2 separate regions of the Mus musculus genome follow, and region 1 is linked to region 2. Evidence: chromatin loops called from intact Hi-C (ENCODE). Cell type or tissue: left cerebral cortex. All regions are shown on one strand.

The links. Peaks named below come from ENCODE experiments on the same cell type or tissue, not always from the same donor. Only the 100,000 strongest peaks of a DNase experiment are listed, where the experiment ranks them.
Region 1: a loop joins it to region 2, with 4 times the contacts of the local background. A loop is called at or near these places in 1 of 42 quality-filtered maps.

What each region holds. Positions count from the first base shown.
Region 1 is chr2:49,518,783-49,522,782 of GRCm38, forward strand. Epc2 (enhancer of polycomb homolog 2) reads left to right here. Exons shown (of 14, transcript NM_172663.4): 4 at 3,689-3,895. Among named protein-coding and RNA genes, the nearest start is that of Epc2, 69 kb to the left of the region's middle. In left cerebral cortex, no CTCF peak of the experiment used is centred here; a DNase peak (open chromatin) is centred at 2,410; H3K27ac peaks cover 1,240 bases.
Region 2 is chr2:49,568,105-49,572,104 of GRCm38, forward strand. No RefSeq gene overlaps it. Among named protein-coding and RNA genes, the nearest start is that of Kif5c, 49 kb to the right of the region's middle. In left cerebral cortex, no CTCF peak of the experiment used is centred here; DNase peaks (open chromatin) are centred at 1,973, 2,222, 2,467 and 3,337; H3K4me3 peaks cover 41 bases; H3K27ac peaks cover 1,160 bases.

The DNA.
Region 1 (4,000 bases), 49 kb before region 2:
TTTGCTTGCTTGGCTAGTTGATTTTTGTTTTGCTTGTTTTGAGTCAGGGTCTCATGTAGATCAGCCTAGCCTGAAGCTCCTAATTTCCATGCCTCTACCTCCCAACTGTTGAGGTTGCAAGTGTTTCTCACTACACCTGGAAGGGATACGAATTTTAATGGGTTAGCTTTGGTTCTTTATGAAGAAGGAAAGTATTGTGTTATTTAGCTGTGGTATTAATAGGCTTCAAATTGAAATAGAACTCTTTTAATTTGGACACATGTCCTTTGAAAAATAGTACAAGGCTGATGTTACAGTGCTTTCTTGACGACCCTGTCTCTGAGACTGGGATTCTGTCAAAGCTTCATTACCATAGTTTGAAGACCTGAAAAAATAATGCTTTTTCCTCAACTTAATACATGTAGAATACTCAATGTGTTACAGTGTATATTTCTACTTAATTAAATGATGATATTTTTCCTCACATTGGCTTTTTATAATTGTGTGGAGCTAAAAATTACAAGTGATTTAATAAGTAAAAATGTTTTTCATGTTATCTATATAAAAATCATGACACTAGACACTATGTCAATTTTAAACTGAATGCAGTTATTCATTCTTAGAGAGCAGAAAATGAAAAGGTATCATTTAACACTTTAAATTTAATGTGAATGATTAGTTATTTGGAAACCACTAGATTTGAAAGAAGAGAGGTAAGACAAAGAGGGCCTATAAGCAGTTGCCCTCACAGATGCAGACTTCACTAGATGAAGCGCCTCCGTGCTCCACTGTGTCTGACTACAGCAGTACTCTGGCTGGAAGTCCCCACATTCCCTTTCAGTGTTATTTGTCTTGGTGTCCACTTTGTCAGTGTGTTTAGCCAAAGAATTTATCTTAGTTTATTTGCTCTTTCTCCTCAATCTGTAAACTAATGGAGCTGATACTTTCTTTTTGCTTAATTGATATTTTTTAAATCTTTAATTTTTTAATAATTCATTTGTTTATTCAATATATATTGAAATTGCAAGGCCTTGAGTTTTGTCTGTCAGCAAAATAAATGGCCCTTAGAACCACACAACTTGTAATAGTCTTCAAGAGAAGCCCATTGGTAAGGAGTATTCTCCCTGCCTGTCATTCCCAGATAACCAGTGAGCCCAGAGCTTTTTCAGAAGTAACAAATTTGCTACAGAAATTTTCAGACCAGTTCACTACTGGCTTCCACTGCTTTTCAGTAAGTGAAATGCATGTTGAGTGACAGGTTTTTTTTAAAACTTAGTACAGAGTGGTAGATAAGGCCTAGCACTGTCCTGCCTAGCTGTAATCCCAGCAGTGAGTAGGCCGAGGCAGAGCTGTGAACCAGGACTACAGAAGAGCAATCCCTGCATGTGTGAACAAACAGACAAATACAGAAGTATCATTGGTTGTCATTTTATACATGTTTGGAAACTATAATTGAAACTTTAAAATGTCAGAATGTTTAACCATAAATTGTATAATAAATTATTGTAATGTCGAATATTTTAAAAGGTAAAAAGAAATTAGAAGCTGGAACAAAGAACATGAGAAAAAGAGAGGTAAACCGGTGATTTAGTCTTCCAGCACATGCAGGAGCATAGGATGCTTTCACAGTGTGGTGTGGGTTAGGAATCTCACCTTTGCTCTGCTGACTGGAAAAGAGCCCTTGTTCTCCTCCCTACTCTACAATTAGAATAAGATCTTGATTTAATTAGCAAAGATTATAAAATAGTATCAGCAGTGTAATGACCAAACAGCTGAAGCACATGCAACATAGCAGAGCATTGGTTCTTCTGGGCTCTGGAACATGTGGTTGCTGCCAAGAATGCCATGATGCTGTCAGTATGAGTTAGAATCTATGAGCTTCAGGGAGTCTGTTCTGGATTAATAGTGTCGGTCATTAGGTGAGTGCTCACCTTGCCTGCCTTAGGTCCTGAGTGTAGGTCTGCTACACTCTCCCAGGCACACATAGATACACGGGTAGGAAATCAGTTCTTGTTCTAGTCCTGCTCTTGTAGACCTTAGGGATCTAAATTACTGTTCAACAGAATTGTTTTTAACAGTTTGAAGCTTTCTATTTTACGATTCCATTAGAGGGTCAGGGAGATACCTAGCAGGTAAAAGCAACAGCGAGCCTGATGGCCTGAATTTAGGTCTCAGAACTTGTGTAAAAAGTCAGATGCAATAGCACAAGTCTGTAATCCTACAGTAAGATCATGGAATGGCTAGCAGAGATAGGAGAATCACCTTAAAGCCCCCATGCTAGTTAACCTACAGTTGACAGTGCAGCAGCAGAAACAAGAGAGCCTGCCTCAGCAAGAACCTACTCCTGAAGGCTGTCGTCTGCCTCCACATGGGAGCATTTCCATACATGCATACACATTAAATAAGCATAATCTTAAAAATAGCTTTAAGAAAATATGTTTAAAAATACCAGTCCTTTTTTATCCTCAGCTGACTGTCATGTGGACTAGAATACATGGGCTGAATTAGCAGTATATTCTTTTCCTTGTAGGAATTACATATAAGAGTAAAGTCACTATGCAGGCTGGCTTAGTGCTAGAAAATTCTTGTTGTCAACACTGGTTCAAGATACTGTCAACTCTCTGACAGATGCTTTCCATAAGAGCTCTGACATAGGCATTAGCGGGCTTATTTCTCCTTTATGGATTCAGCAGGTAAAATGTTTATATAACTGAAAATAAGATGTATAAAAATGTCCTTAATCATATGCATTGCCTTACTCCTCGAGAAGATTGGATCACTCAACTAGCTTTGTAGCAGGGTGTAAATGGAGCTGTCAGTTATTTATAATGAGCTCTAAATTAGAAAAAGATCAAGTAATTTCAAGGCTGGAAAACCTACCAGAAGTAATACAGCAAGGTTGTAATGGTTTAACTGAATGTAGCTTGACAGTGTTTACTATCATTAATCGTTTGAACACAGTGATGCTGGTGACCTCCTGAAGCCTACTCTTCTGTGATCTTTGGACCATGTGTTGACAGTGTTTGTTTAGCCTGCCTTATTTAGCACAATTAGGTTAGACTTCCAGTTGGAGCAATAGGAAAGGGCAGCCAAATTATAGTAGACCAATTAATTAACCTTAGACATCAGTACTATAGGCTTGGGAATCCAGTGATCACATCTATTCTGTAAATTTATGTCAACACAGGAACTCGCATGAGCTTACATGCATATGTTCCAGAGGTTGGCACCTGCTTTCTCAGTAACCCTCCACCTTACTTTTGAGTTGTAGTTCCTCACTGAACCTGGAGTTTGCTGACTGAACTGGACGAGCCAGCCATCAGTATGCAGGAGTCCTTTGTCACCAGCTCCTTGCACTGGGATTGCAGGCACACACACCCCCCATACCTTTTTTTAAGTGGGTGTCAATGCCTGACATCAGGTCCTCATGTTTACAAGGCCAGCATATTTCTAATTGAGCCATCTCCATAGCTCCTTATCAGATATTTTAAGTAGTGGAACTACTGCCTCCTGGACAAAATATGAATTCTTAAAATAACATCCCAGTTTAAGAGACTTTTGTTAGGTTGAATAGACTTCCATCTTCACCTGCCGTCACACTATCTAATTGTAATTATGTCAGTGGATCACATTTTCTGCGATTGCTGTAGTTTATCCTGATCTCTTTCTCAGATGTTTCCATTGGTGACATCTTGTGCTTTCTATTTAGCTTGTAACACTTCAAGAAGCAAAACTGCTGCTAAATGAAGATGATTATCTTATTAAAGCTGTATATGACTACTGGGTGAGAAAACGAAAGAACTGCAGGGGGCCATCCCTCATTCCCCAGATTAAGCAAGAGAAAAGAGATGGCTCTACCAACAATGATCCTTACGTTGCCTTTCGGAGGAGAACAGAGAAAATGCAGACTCGGAAGGTAATGTCCTATTGTAGTTTAACTGACTGTAGCTTGATAGTGTTTACTGCTTATTATTTGAACATAGTGACACTGATGACCTAACCTGATGAAAGCCTACTCTTC
Region 2 (4,000 bases):
TCTGAGAGGTCTGTTCACATGCTTCTTCTGTGGGTTTAATTTCTCTTATAATGAAAGAGACTAAGCATCTTTTCACATTTAAGGTACACTTTATGCCCCCTTACCTATTTTCTGTTGCTCTCTTCACCTTTTACGTGGCACAATGTTCTTAATATGTGTACATTGTGACATATCTCAGCACAGTCATCCTCTTTATAGCTACATATTATATGTAATATCATTTTTAACTGATGTGTTGAGGGTTTCGGATCATTTACACCGTTAGCATAATGCTACTATAGACATGTGTATCTGTTTCTGACTGTGTTAATTAAGTTTTTGAAGACTCCTCGAGCTCTTTCTAGCCACGAGCAAACCATATTACATTGTTAGCATTGATGTACAAGATTTCCAATTTCCCCATGTCCTTGCCAAGATTTACTTTAAAAAAAAGTTATGGCCACTATGGGTTTAATTTGCATTTCCCTGATGAGTAATGAAATTTAATACACTTAATGTGCTTGCTGGCTATTTTTGTGTGTTCTTTGGAGAAAGGTCTGTTGCGTGCTTTTTTTTTTTTTTTTTTTTTTTTTTTGGTTAAATTATGGGAATTTTGTCTGTTCGCTGAGACAAGATTTATCATGTAGCGTAGCCTTAGTTTGGCCTCAAATTTAAGGCCATCCCATGTCAGCTTCCTTAGTGTTGGCTCACAGGCTCTGGCGGAAAGTTTTATGTCAATTTGACACAAACTAAAGTCATTTGAAAGGAGGGACTTCAATTAAGAAAATACTTCCATAAAGTCTGGCTAAAGCCAGGCCTGTAAGGAATGTTCTTAATTAGTGGTTTATCGGAGAGGGCTCAGTCTATTGTGGGTGAGGCCGGCCACTCCTGGACTGGTGGTCCTGGGTTCTATAAGAAAGCAGGCCTAGCCAGCAGCAGTGGAAGTGCACATGTCATTAATCCCAGCACTAGGGAGGCTTCTGCAGTCTGAACTTGTTAGAGGCCAGCCTGGTCTACAGTGTGAGTTCCAGGACAGCCAAGGCTACACAAAGAAACACTGTATCCAAAAAAAGAAAAGAGAGGAGAGAGAGAGAGAGACGGAGATAGAGACAGACAGAGAGATGCAAGCAAGCAGGTTGAGCAAGCCCTGAAGATCAAACGAGTAATCAGCACCCTTCTATGGCCTCCGTATCAGCTCCTGTTTCCAGGTTCCTGCCTGGTTTGAGTTCCTGTCCTGACTTCCTTGGATGATGAACAGTGATATGGAAGTGTAAGCCAAATAAACCCATTCCTCCCCAGCTTGTTTTTTGGTCATGGTATTTCATTAGCAATAGTAAGACTGGCTAAGGCACAGGCCTCTGCCCGCACACTGGGCTCTGTGACAGTCCATCCTACAACGCATTCTAGATCCTCATGGGTCATATACCCTCTCTGCAGCTTGCATTTTCCGTTCCTTGAGAACATCAATGCCCAAGTCTTCAAATTCGAAGTTTAGCTTATTATCATTGTTGTGGCTTGTGCATTTGGGTCCCATTATCTAAGAATACACTATCAAAGCCAAGGGCACGGAGATTTCATCCAACGGCTTTTAGTCAGATTTTTGTGGTCATCGGCTCTCCGCTTATTGATCTGTTTGGATGAGTTTTGCCTAAGGTGTAAGAACAACTTCATTGCCTGTTATACAGGTTTCCCAGCCACAAGACTCCCCAAGCCTCACCTCTGGACAGAGAGTGAGGTGCCTGCCCTGACCCCTTTCCTCTGGGGTTCCTACAGGTCACCCATTCCAGCCCTCCTCAACCTTTGGGTTCCATTAGTGAGCCTGGCAAAAACACGGCCTCTGCCCTTGCTCTAAAAGCTCTGGCCCCGGTCCTTCATCCTGCAATGTCTCCCACACCCCCATCAGCTGAGCTGTGTTCCTGCTACTGACATGGTGCCAAGGCTTCGGGAACCCGTGCCAAGAAACCTTTTGTGCTAATTTCTATTCACGGTGCCATGCACACCTAACCTTGAGGACATCTGTGGAGCATATGTTCTCCCCAGAGCTGGCGGCCACACAAGAGCACTCCCGGGAGAAGACTGTTCAAATGTGGGTGCTGGGTACCCAGACCCTGGGCTTGTCGAGGACCGTGGTCAGTTCTTCCTTGCTGGTTTGGTTCTCTTCAGAGTTTCAGCCTCTGGCAGAGAAGAGAGGCACAGGACTCCGTGTAGGCTTGCTGCCTCTCCGGCTACTGCAGCCTGAGAACACTGTGAACTGTGCCTGTGCCTCACAGATGTTGTCAAGCTGTATAAACTAAGGCAAATCTCTCTTCAGTCCTCTCACCATCCACCTCCCCCATAGAGCCTTTCAGATCCTGATGTGTGTGCCATTTTCCAGCCTGGGTTCCCCTCAGCTTCCTTTGTCCCATTTGTGTGTATACAAGCTAGACCAAGATGCAAAAGATCCAGGGCCCCCAGTCAAGCTGCTCATGCCCCAAATGTGTGACGGCTGAAGACCATGCAGATTATACAGCTCCTGATGGCAGTGGCCAATGTAGAGGAGCCTTTCAGAATCCCACTTCATGACGTCATCTATTAACCCCCACCTTTCGTTTTCGCAGGGAAAGAGAAGCTCTGCTGTGTGGGTTCCTAGAGAGGCCCCCATGGGGAAGTGTCGCTCTGCAGACACACCAGTCAGGCAGAGGCCACCTCATATCCCTTTCCTTAGCTCAGGACCGAGATACCTTTCACCTGCTCTAACCACCGCAGGGCCACAAAGCAGAGAACTAAGGACAGCCCCAGACCCCGCTCTAGGGGGATGATTCACACTAGCAGGTCTAGGGCTGCGGGCCTTGCCCCACCCACCACACCGTGCAGAAAGGCAGGCAGTCCAAGGAAGGCTCTAATTAGGCTTTCTCCCTCTCCTGGCTTCCCAGAGTCCTTATATGATACCAAGCCCCCACCCCCACCCCTAGGTCCCCACCCCCTGGGATCCACAGGCCCAGTAAACTTCGTTTTCTTTGTAGTCATCTCTGTGTTTATGCATCTTTCCAAACCAGTCTAGCACTGTAAGAGTACCCTGATTTGGGGGGTTCATCTTCACACAAGACTCCGTGACATTCTGTATATTGCTCTGGGCAGTCAGCAAGAGCTGGTATTCAGTCTGTTTCTGTGGGCTGAGAAGACTTCCTGACACCCCCACCCCCACCCGCTTCTCACCATTCCACTTCTCTGACTTCCATTCACCCAGTATCCTTTCTGTGTGTCTGCAGACCTGGTGCATCTGGAGGAGGGGCACTGTCACTGGCTCTGACTCATTCTTCCAGCAGTCGCCTGGAACAGCAGCCAGTGGTCAGCCAAGCTGTGCTCTCAACTTTCACCTGCCCAGCTCACATACACCCCTACATGCCAGCAAAGAAATGACCAGTAACTAACTACATTGAGCTCTTCCCTACCAGTCTCTTGCTTGTAAATCGGGGGTTAGGGGTGGGGCTCACATTTTCCAAGAGAGATAGATGTTCCAAGACTCTATCCATGTCTCGGAATCCCTCAGAATCCCCTGGAGGACTTGTGAAAACACTAGTGGCTGGACCCCAGCCGCAGAGACTCTGCTGTAGGAGATCTGAGATCGGATGAGGAGTTTCATTTCTGCCATGCTCCAGGTGATGCTCATGCCAGCGGCCCATGGACCACCCTTGAAAGCCATTGCTCTGGCCGTGTGCCCTCAAGACCCCACCCATCCTTGAGATACCCCTAGCCCCTGGCTCTGTTCTGATGAACAGGGTCCTGAGCTTTCTGGAGAGAGTGGTTCTTGGTGAGGATCGTTTGGTTTCCCGGAAACAATCCTTATGTTCTATTCTGCAGAGCCTGATGGCTGGAAACAAGCATACAATGTTTTTGACACTCCAGCGACGATGGCAATCTATGCTCCGTGGAGTCATTCATGAAATGCCTCTCCTCCCTACCTCAACCAAGTGATAGCGGGGATCCGCTTCTAGAGTAAATAAGGATCACTGGGGCTCGTCAAAAGGAGCTATAAAGATCA